2 separate regions of the Homo sapiens genome follow, and region 1 is linked to region 2. Evidence: read pairs that join two places in POLR2A ChIA-PET (ENCODE). Cell type or tissue: HepG2. All regions are shown on one strand. Each heading gives the region's core, and the rest is flanking DNA. Links, peaks and the distances in the headings are about the cores only.

Evidence for each region. Peaks named below come from ENCODE experiments on the same cell type or tissue, not always from the same donor. Only the 100,000 strongest peaks of a DNase experiment are listed, where the experiment ranks them.
Region 1: POLR2A ChIA-PET joins it to region 2 with 5 read pairs; 2 of 35 experiments call an interaction of 5 or more read pairs at or near these places.

What each region holds. Positions count from the first base shown.
Region 1 is chr17:72,578,561-72,583,931 of GRCh38, forward strand. The region is part of intron 1 of LINC00673 (long intergenic non-protein coding RNA 673); the gene reads right to left. Among named protein-coding and RNA genes, the nearest start is that of LINC00673, 12 kb to the right of the region's middle. In HepG2, for the core only: no CTCF peak of the experiment used is centred there; DNase peaks (open chromatin) are centred at 461 and 2,181.
Region 2 is chr17:72,411,050-72,416,420 of GRCh38, forward strand. The region is part of intron 3 of LINC00673 (long intergenic non-protein coding RNA 673); the gene reads right to left. Among named protein-coding and RNA genes, the nearest start is that of LINC02003, 71 kb to the left of the region's middle. In HepG2, for the core only: no CTCF peak of the experiment used is centred there; DNase peaks (open chromatin) are centred at 1,812 and 2,432.

The DNA of each region.
Region 1 (5,371 bases), core at 78-5,077, 170 kb after region 2:
CACTCCTCTCCTCTGCTCTGCCCCCACTCCACTCCTGTCTGTCCACTCAAGCTAACAGAGATTCCTGGGCTGGTTATTCATTAGATTTGCATTGCACAGTAGAGTATACGACAGCTTTCACATAAGTCATCTCAGTTAAGCCAATGGAAACCATAGCCCAAGTTCTATACTTCTGAGAAAAAAAGTTAAAAGGGAATTGGATCTTCCATAATTAAATCCAGCAACATCAAAGCAGAGATGCAACCACAGCCCACACAGATATAACCAAGGAGCCAGTCCATTTCTTTAAGATGGACATAAGATTTAAGCCAAGAAGGGAGGGAAATATGTGGAAGGAGGAATGAAAGATTCAGTGTACCTAGTCCAGTGAATGAGACATACAGCTCCCATCCTCCCATCCCCCCAACCTCAAGGCCACACAGAGGCTCCATTCTCTACCCTCCCAATCATGTCAATTAAGAGGTTCTTTGTGCAAAGGACAGAGTGCATGGCAGCTGATGCGCGTGCAGCTCAGATGGGGCAAGGCTTTCTCACAAGGCCCCCTACCCCATTGGAAGGTGATGTAGGTACAGCCCGGGGCAGCACTCCCGCTTTCCAAGCATAACATCCGAAGAGTGAGCCTACCAATAGGTCTGCTCTGAAAACTCAACTTTGAGCTCAAGGAATAAGGTATGCACAGCAATGTCCTGGTCAACTGAAAGTTACAGCCCTTGAACTCAACACTTCCAGTGAATGCCCTGATAATGGATCCGTCTGCTGTTCCGTTGTCCCACTGTGCAGCCAACCTCACACACCTTCTTCATCAAGGATGCTGGGACACCCCTTCCCCCTGCCCCTCAGAATCATCCCTCTAAACACCAACGATCACAGGTGGAAAATGTGATAGAATTTCAACTAAGCGTGCCCTGACTTCAGCATCCTTCATGGGATTTCAACAATAGGGGAATCCGTGATGCTGACGCATGCTTTGGACATGCACATCTCCTAAGCAAATACAGTCAGGACAGTACTGTGGGCAAACGTACTGGTTTTAAGGACGAACATCACTTCTAGCTCTCCAAACCAGATTTAACGTCTGCAGAGAGAAACCTGAGGACAGCAAGAGAGAAGAGGCAGAGCTGGAGGAAAAGCCCAGAACCTGGCAGCACTGAATGAGAGTTTCTCATCAGGGAAAACTGGTCAACCAACCTCTCAGCTGATCTTAGTATTAATGACCTTAACATTGACTTTACTGTCCCATCTGTAGGGAAGGGAGGAGTCTATTTCCAGCTACACTCCTGAAAGGATGTATGTCTCACCTCTATGAGCAGAGGGAAGGAGAAGCACTGTTTTAAAGCTGTCAGTGGGTTACTAGGAGGAAGAAGTGAAGGATGAATCATAGCGATAGAAGTATTATGAGGCCAGGCTCATGCCTATGACTCCAGCACTTTGGGAGGTGGAGGCTGGAGGATCGTTTGAGCCCAGGAGTTCACGAACCAGCCTGGGTAACACAGGGAGACCTTGTCTCTACAAAAAAATCAAAAAATTAGCCAGATGTGGTAGTGCATGCCTATAGTCCCAGCCACTCAGGAGGCTGAGAAAGGAGGATTGCTTGAGCCCCAGAGGTTGAAGCTGCAGTGAGCCACAATCAAGCCACTGTACTCCAGCCTGGGTGACAGAGTAAGACTCTGTCTCTAAATAAATATATAATGTGAAAACCATTTGATTTGTGACTTCTAGCACTTTCCAAGAGAAACAGGATCCAGCTTGCAGCTAAAGCCTGGATGGATGCAGTCACGTGTCCAGTTGGAAGCAGATCAAGTTCCAGCTCCACCTCAGACCAGCACGGTAACTTTGGACAACTGACATAAGCTCTGGGAGCCTCAGCATCCTTGTCTGTTAAATGGGGGCAACAGTAACTACACTTCCACAGGACATACGGCACCTTTAATACATGATACCTACCCCCTCTCCTCCCACTTCATCACCTATCAAAAAAGGCTATTCATACTCAAGCTTTAGGTAGAAAAAAATCTGTCGCCATGACAATAAGATTTTTTTCTGACAATGGCAAACGAGGACAGCTGGGAGCACCTGCCAGGGCCGCATGGCTTCCTTTCAAAGCTCACACAACCCATGAGCGTGAGTCACTGCTCCTCAAACAAAGCCTACCTGTGTAATGTGTGAACAAAGTAAGCAAAACAGAGTCTCCCACCTTGAGCTCAACAGCCTGGAGATCAAAGCTGTCTCTCGAACATGGAGCACCCAGAAGATCTGCTTCCAAGTTGGCACATGAATGTGTGAACACAATGGAGCCCTCTACATAAATCCACTTGTGTGGCTGCTTCTGGACGAGCTCTCTGTCTGGCCTCCCTGTATTCTCAGTCTTCCCCACTGGGCTGCCAAACACAGGAGCCTTGTGAGAAGTCTGCACAAATCCATTGCCTCTAGCTCACATCGTCAGGCTTTTCATACCAGGAGAAGAACAGAACTTGCCTCCCAAGGTAGACTGGGAGCAACACCATTGGCCTAGAGATGCTCAGAGCTAGGGAACGTGTTGCCCTTTCTTTGATGAAATCTCAGGCAGCAGGTGGCATTCTAGCATCCAGTGTTTATTCCAGTAACAACTCTTCGTGCAGGTCAATGAGAACCCAGTCATGGGTGATCAACTACAAGTTTGGATTTAGTGACCCAGGAGCCAAATCGCCAGCTCCCTGATGGAACAAGATGATGTCCCATGCAAAAACAGACTCTCGGGTTTAGAGATTCAAAGGAGGAAAGAACTTTTGAGGTCCCTTCATTTGTCAACTTTTGCTAAGCATTAATATGCCCCCCACACCCTCCTAGGATACCAGGTATACAGAGGTAAGCAAAACTAATTCCCCGCCCCCGCAAGCACACATTCTGGTTTATTATCCCAGGAGTCCAATTCATTCATCGTGAACAATTGGTGGTATTGCCCTGCATGTACCTGTGCTTCCTAAGGGCGCTAATTTCCATTTGCAGAATCTTGGTGGCTCTGGGGAACCTCACAACAGAGTCAGATGTGAAGCACATGACCAGGGGAGAGTCAATCAATGTGTCCCCCCGCACCCAAGCTACTGGCCAGAGGTGTGGGTCTAGGGGTGAGCATTACTGCACGGTCAGCTCTCAGGAAGGCCACCACAAAGCCATTCTCTCCCTCTAGATCTATAGAGTCAGGAGGCCTGCCCACATGAGAAAAGTAAACTTGAGAATGAAACTTTATACAGAAGGGGAGACAATGAAAAGAGAGAGAGAGACCGAGCCAACAAATCACCCCAAAAGCACAACCCCCACACTTCTTAGTTATGTGAACAACCAAAACATCCATTGTTTTAAGCTGGATACAGTTGGTTTCTCTGTAACCTCCAACTAAAAGTGACCAATAGGAATTGGGCCCACAGACAGAGGCCCAGGGACATGTGCAAAGTCATACAGACACTTGGCACTGGGGCAGGACAGGGGCCCAGTGATGGTCCTGGGCCAAGACCTGATTTTGAACTGTGGCTCCATCCTTCAAAGCTATGAGACCTTAAGGATATTCCTTCATGCCTCTAAGCCTCAAATGCTGGAGATCATAACATCCCAGGGCTCTGAGGATTAAGGGAAGTAAAAACTCTGGAAGCACGTTCTCGAGCCTGCCGCAGGGCTGCCTCTCTTTCTGGACATTGCCCCACTGACAGGCAGCAGGGGCTGGTTGGAAACTGATATGGTTTGGCTGTGTCCCCACCCAAATCTCATCTTGAATGGTAGCTCTCACAATTCCCACGTGTCATGGGAGGGACCAAGTGAAAGGTAATTGAATCATGGGGGCAGGTCTTTCCCATGCTGTTCTCATGATCGTGAATACATCTCAGAAGATCTGATGATTTTATAAACAGGAGTTCCCCTGCACAAGGTCTCTCTTCCCTGCCACCATGTAAGATGTGACTTGTTCCTCCTTGCCTTCCGCCATGATTGTGAGGCCTCCCCAGCCATGTGGGACTGTGAGTCAATTAAACCTCTTTTCTTTATAAATTACCCAGTCTCGGGTATGTCTTTATCAGCAGCATAAGAATGGACTAATACAGGGATCATCATATCTGTTGAATCCTTACACAGGGTTGGTACAAGGAATTGGGTCACTGGACCGGGTCATTATTTCGGGGACAAGCAACATCACCCAATGGCCAGTTTGAGCGGTGAACCTTGAATGCAGGCGCATGGGCATCCTCCCCCTAAGTTGGTACCTGACAAACAGATACCTAGGATGGTAAGGGCCCAGAGAAAGGTTTGAGAAAACCATTCAGGTTCGATCACAACGGTGCGAGCAGGGAAGGGGGACAGCAGAAAAAGAAGGCAGCGAAGGTGATGAGGAAAGCAATTCCAGGAAAGCCCAAAGCGCCCAGCAGTCAGGGTGGAATGAGAAACCCGGACCGCTTCAGCTCCTTGGTTAACCGCATTCCTGGTTTCCACTTAGAAATTTAATTAAAAACCCAAACACCTGAATTTTCCGCTGGCTTGCCAGTGGCCACAGATTCCCTGAGGTTCAGAAACACCTTCCTCGGCTTAGTCCTGGATCCCCTAAAGAAGTCTGGTCTGAAACCAAAGGAGGAGGGGGTCACGGTCAGGAATCATGAAGAAGAGGTCACAGTCAGGGGTCATGGAGAATGGGTCCTGGGGGGCACCCCCACCCCTCCCAGAGAGAAGAAAGCCTCCAGGCAGGGGCGACCCTGTTCTATCACCCCAACTTCAGCAACAACAACTTTGCTTCTTGATGTTTAATTTTATTTTATTTTTATTTATTTTTTTTTTTTTTTTTTTTTTTAGAGACAGGGTCTTGCTCTGTCACCCAGGCTGGAGTGCAGTGGGATAATTATAGTTCACCGCAGCCTAGACCTCCTAGGCTCAACCGATCCTCCCACCTTGGCCTCCCAAAGTTCTAGGATTACAGGAGCGAACCACCACGCCCAGCCACTGCTTAATTTTAAAAATATAAAGAAATATCACCGTGAAGAAATTAAAATGGAAAACAGCCACATTTTTGGTGGCTCTGAGGTGACAAGGCCACTTTCCTGTCCATGCAGAGAAGGTGCAGAAGCTGCGAGGGGCTAGAGCCCTGCAAAGACTGGGATCAAACACTGTCTACCATCTGTCCCCCCAGGGCCAGTGAAATCACTTACTACAAACGCCTAATCTCCCTGGCGGCTGGACATGCGCATGGGGCACGGAGGAGCCAATCACAAACCAGAACCGACAGGAGCCTTGGGGGCTCAAACTCAGCCTGGGGAATAAAACCACAGAAGGGAGGTGATCGTCTTCACCCAGCCACACACCCCAGGTCCCCACGGGAGCTGCCACCGAACTCTGACATCCACCATGATGCTCAAAA
Region 2 (5,371 bases), core at 215-5,214:
AGCCTCATCCCAACCCAGTTAAGGCAGAATCTATGAGGGCAGGAGGGAGACAGCAGTGAAAACTCCCTGGCTGAGTCCAATGATGAGCCAAGGTTAAGAATCGCTCATTGCAGAGGGGCAGCCAGCCAGAAGAGGAACTGTGTGCTGCGAGCTGGTGAAGGTACTGAATCCTGATCGTGAGCAGGACATAAGAGGTTCCAAAGCAAAAACTGTAATAAGAGTGGCTGGGGTAGACCTGGGAACCAACATTGTACCTGCCAGATGGGTGACTAGACGGGGTGGAATTCCTGGCAGCTGTGTCACCTCATTTCCCATAAGAACAGGGTGGACACCTTTCAGTCTCTCACATAAATAACCACACAAAGCCTCAGTTTTCTCCCCTAATAAGCAGCAAACAATAAGCCAGCTCCCATGAGGTGCTAAGCATTAGCTCATCCCACGAAAAGAACTGTCTTAATAAAGGCAGCCATGTGACCGTGAGCCTCTTTCAAGATAAACTCCATGGGCACAAGGATACTCTCTGAGCAAGCACAGATTTCACATATATTTAATGGAGCCCTGACAATAAGCTTGGCAATGGGGCCATAAAGGAGGTGGAGTGGAGAAGGAAGAATTAAACGAGAAACCAGTGACCAAGAATGAGGGAGGGATGAACAAGCAGATGCCCTCTCCTTAAAAAGAAAGATTAAGTCCCGTATAAATTCTTTCTCCTGCCGGGAATGACTTTTTTCTTCATTATTTCATTCCCAGCCTGCTCTGCTAAAATGCTGAGCCGAGCTTTTCCTTGTTTCCCTTGGCTTAAATCATTAAGTCCAGGATGTCAGTATGGGGAGGCAAGGGGGTGTAGAGAAGAGGAGGAGAAAAGGAGGAAGCCAACCGGCTCTCACTCTCTCAGGTGTACCAAGTCACTGCAGGACCAGGATCAATGGCTTCCCTGCACTCTACGTTTTCAGCCCCACCTGGCTAGCCCAGATGGAAAGATAAAGGAACAGGTACCAGTCTATAAAGCATGTCTCCCGGAGGCCTTAGGGCCAGCATGTCCATTCTTTCCCAAGGGATTTGCCTTCTATTCTTTCAGTCCTTTTACTGCAGCTGATTGGGACAAGGAAGAAGACGTCCAATTGCTCCATACCAGCAAGACCAGAAAGACAAGGAACCCAGGATTCTGTTCCAGGTTCCTTTTCTGTGCCTAAGGATTTCCAACAGGTCACTGCAACAAGTGAGTCTGAAGAATATCGGACCTTGTTGCTTCCAGTGTTCCCACCTTCTTCTTTCTTTTTTTGAGACGTCGTTTTGCTCTTGTCACCCAGGCTGGAGTGTAGGAGTGCAGTGGCGCCATCTCGGCTCACTGCAAGCTCCGCCTCCCGGGTTCACGCCATTCTCCTGCCTCAGCCTCCCGAGTAGCTGGGAGAACAGGCGCCCGCCACCACGCCCGGCTAATTTTTTTTTTTTTTTTTTTGTATTTTTAATAGAGACGGGGTTTCACCATGTTGGCCAGGCTGGTCTTGAACTCTTGACCTCAGGTGATCTGCCTGCCTCGGCCTCCCAAAGTGCTGGGATTACAGGCGTAAGCCACTGCACCCGGCCCACATTCCTTTCCTTACCCTCACCACCCCCTCCTCACAAAGTCAGAGATCTCCCACTTGACTCAAGTCCCTGGGTTCCCTCCAGCCAGTAAACCCCGTGTGCAAATGTCCTGACTCTTGCAAAAGTGTTAAAAAACAAACCTTAAAAAGCTTCCAGATGTTCTGTTTGTATTGTGGTGCTTCTCTGCGCTGGTCTCCAGAGGCCAATACGCAGTGCACAGCATCCTGACTGCCCAGATAAAATATGAGGCAGCCAAGAGGCACAGCCTGGGGGTGAGTGGGGATGACCCTTCCCCCAGGACCACGGCTCCCCCAGTTCACCCATTAACTCTTCCATTGCCAAAGGGCAACTTTCCACGCAAAAACCTTCAAAAGACTGCAAAGGAACAAGTCTGATAAGCTTTTAGGTTTTGTCTCCTCTGAGTGTCCACCTCACCTCACCATTAAACTTCTCACACCAACTGCCTTTGGGATGTCGAGTCAGGGACTCAACGACACAAGAGTGACCCTCCTACTTAAGATGCTAAGTTACCATTTTCAAGGACATCTTAGGAGCTGGACCATCCAGAATGCGGGAACAGAGTTCATGAGTTGTCGAGGCCCCTCTGGGGCTGGTGGCCTCTGATCTACAGAAAGGTAATTGCCAACGGGCCAGCTTGTGCACACACAGCCACACACGCAACCCAAGGTGCACGCACCTGAGGGCCCACGATTCTTTGCACAGGGTGACGCCTGCTCCCTTTGATGCTTGCCGGATGTGTTCCCAATGGGCAAAAACCAGACCTCAATAAAACCCGGCATTATCAAGAGGCCGGTGGTTTGTGATTGCACCAGCCTGTTATCTCCGAGGCCCTGGGTGGGGCTGCTTTGCGGTTCTCCATTGAAAAGCATTAACTTATAGGTAGATCAAAGACCCTCCCGAACCAGCCGACCTGGTCCCTTGTTTGTCCCGGTGGACTGTGCCAAAAGATGGACTTTAAAGATAATAGGTACCCCAGTCCCAGACTCCCTTCTGCCCTCCCTCTCCTTCTCATGCACTACGTCCCTCAGGGGCCATCCAACAGCCAATCATAAGGCCTTTCCTTCTCTTTCTGCAGATGACCCATTTAGAACAAGTCGGGGACCTGGCCGGACAGAGTCCTGGCCCTGCTGCAACAATGGGGATCGAGGGGGAGAGAGAAACAGTGACTTTGAGACCAGGCAGGAGCTCTTCTCCCCTTTGGCAATCAGGCCAGGAGTGAGGTTCCAGAGAGACAGTCGCTGATTCCACTCTCTCCTCATGAGGGATAAACTGCTGAGTCCTCTTCCCTTGGTCCCTAAAGTTCCCTGTTGGCCTCTACTGCCCACCCAGATGTTTGAGAGCCAGCGGTCAGTCTGCAGTGAGGACACAGTGGGACCTCTGAGTTGTTTGGATCTGGGTCACCGAGCAGGACTGCCCATTGATATGGGAGAGAAAGAGCATGTGTCCCCAGACTGTGGGTGCCAGCAGCCTGCTCGCCTCCTGATGTTCCCCAACCCAGTAGTGTAGGTCGACCCGGTCAGCTGCAGGCTGCAGGCTGCAGTAGCAGCCATGTTTTTCTTCTTGTGTTGAGGGTACCAAGCTCACTGTCTGGCAAAGAAGAGGCAAACGAATGAATGAATGAACAAATGAATAAATGAATGGATCACTAGCAGCACAAGCTAGTCATCTTAAAGCATGGGAGGCCCTTAGAACATGAACCCACTCATTCCTACCAACAGGAAAACACTTCAGGTGGCAATTCTCAGAGATCCCACAGCTTAATGATACGAAGTCAGATCAGGGTTCCAGTCCTGGGTTAGTTAGCCTCTTAGGAGTCGTAGGCTCCTGGGCAAGTTACCTCAAATCTCTTGAACCCATCTGTAAAACAGGGATAATTTCTAGGCTTGTTGTGAGGACTGAGTTAAGTACTAAAGACTCAGTTAATTTTTTTTTTTTTTTTTTTTTGAGATGGAATCTCTGTCTGTTGCCAGGGTGGAGTGCAATGTGCAATGGCACAATCTCGGCTCACTGCAACCTCTACCTCCCGAGTTCAAGCAATTCTCCTGCCTCAGCCTCCTGAGTAGCTGGGACTACAGGCGTGCACCACCATGCCCAGCTAATTTTTGTAGTTTTAGTAGAGACAGGGTTTCACCACATTGGCCAGGATAGTCTCGATCTCTTGACCTCGTGATCTGCCCGCCTCGACCTCCCCAAGTGCTGGGATTGCAGGCGTGAGCCACCGTGCCCGGCCTATTTGTTCTTATTAATCTATTTCCCTATGGCATTATCTCCATTTCAAAAATACAGTCAGCACATTTCTGAAGAGGAAGGACATTAAGCCACTTCCGTGGTTATTTTCCTGCTATAAACCATTCCTAAAATGTGTACAATAAAGCCCAGATCCATCTTCCATTACTCCTTTTTTTTCCTTTTTAAATCAATAAAATTGTTTGTAACATTTAGATTAACCCTTACCTCACCTCCTTCTATATTCCCTCAACCACCCCTAAAAGTTCTGAGAACTTGTGTCCACATGCAGGGAGGAGGTAATGAAGGCAGGAGTCATGAGCAGGGCACTTAAGACACCCTCACCATGAATGATTTAGCTCAGCTACTGATAAAGGCGTTATTCCAAAACAGCTAAGACTAATCCATACTCTAGCTTGGCTATTATTTCATGCTACATTACATAGAAATCCAACTCCTGTATCTTTCCCTTGTATCTTTCATCTTTCTAATTTGTGTTCTCTCTTCCTTGAACCCCTGGTTTGTCTGTCTCTGTCTCACTCTCATTAGAGACACCACGGCCTTATGAGCCAAGATAGGCCAACTCAACTGGAAAGGATGCTTATGGGGGCTCTGTCTGTTCTGCCTGGTCCTGGCCCCACATGGCCTGGCCAGCTTGTGGCATCTGTGCCAAGGTGAGCGGGGAAGCTGGGCCTCGGCACCCTCCCATCACGATGGGGCCAGGCTGTTACCCAAGGCTGCAGCTGGACTCTCAGAGGCACAGGGAGGTCAGGCAGCAAGTTCACAGAACAGGCCACCCACACGGCACATCAGGGCTGCTGGACTGTCCCCAGGGCCAGAGCCGCTCTGGCCCTTGGCCCTGACTCGGAAGACTCCACCATATGGCCTCCCTCTGGGAGGGTGAGAGGAAGAAAAGAAGTAAACCAGGGGCTAGGAAGAACCATGCTGCCCTCTGAATGCCAGAGACCCTTCTTGGGCACGGGGTTGGTGGGTATTAGATTTGCTCCCAGCAGGTCTGAGACAAGAAAGGCGGTGTCCAATAAATGAAACGGGTAACAGCTGATAGCAATACGATAGATGAGCAGATGAGATTGGGCTCTCCCTTTCTGCTCTTCTCGGGGTCGTTCTCTCTTTCTCTCTCCAGCCCCTAAATGTGTTTCCAGGGTTTGGTCTGAACTTCAAAAACCCTAAAGTTTTTGGGAGTCTTCACACTTTTCTAATTAAAGACCCAAACTGGATTTTCATGTTTGCAGAGAACTTTGAGCAAAAGTGTAGGCAGCACAGCAAAACAGGAAGAGAATGATCTCTCTCTTGTTCTCTTGTGTGTTTTTTTTTTTGTTCTCTCTCCCTCTCTCTCTCTTTCTCCTCCCCCTAAAATGTACTGGGGGGTAGGGGAAGGAAGCAAACAAAACCTCTCTGCAGCTTTGGCCCCTAAGTCCCCTGAGCCTGCCAGTGTTCTGTTGACAGCCTTTCTCTTTTCTGCGGTCCTATAGCCACCAGTTCCATCCCTGTTGGGGCAGGGGTGGGGGTGGGGAGA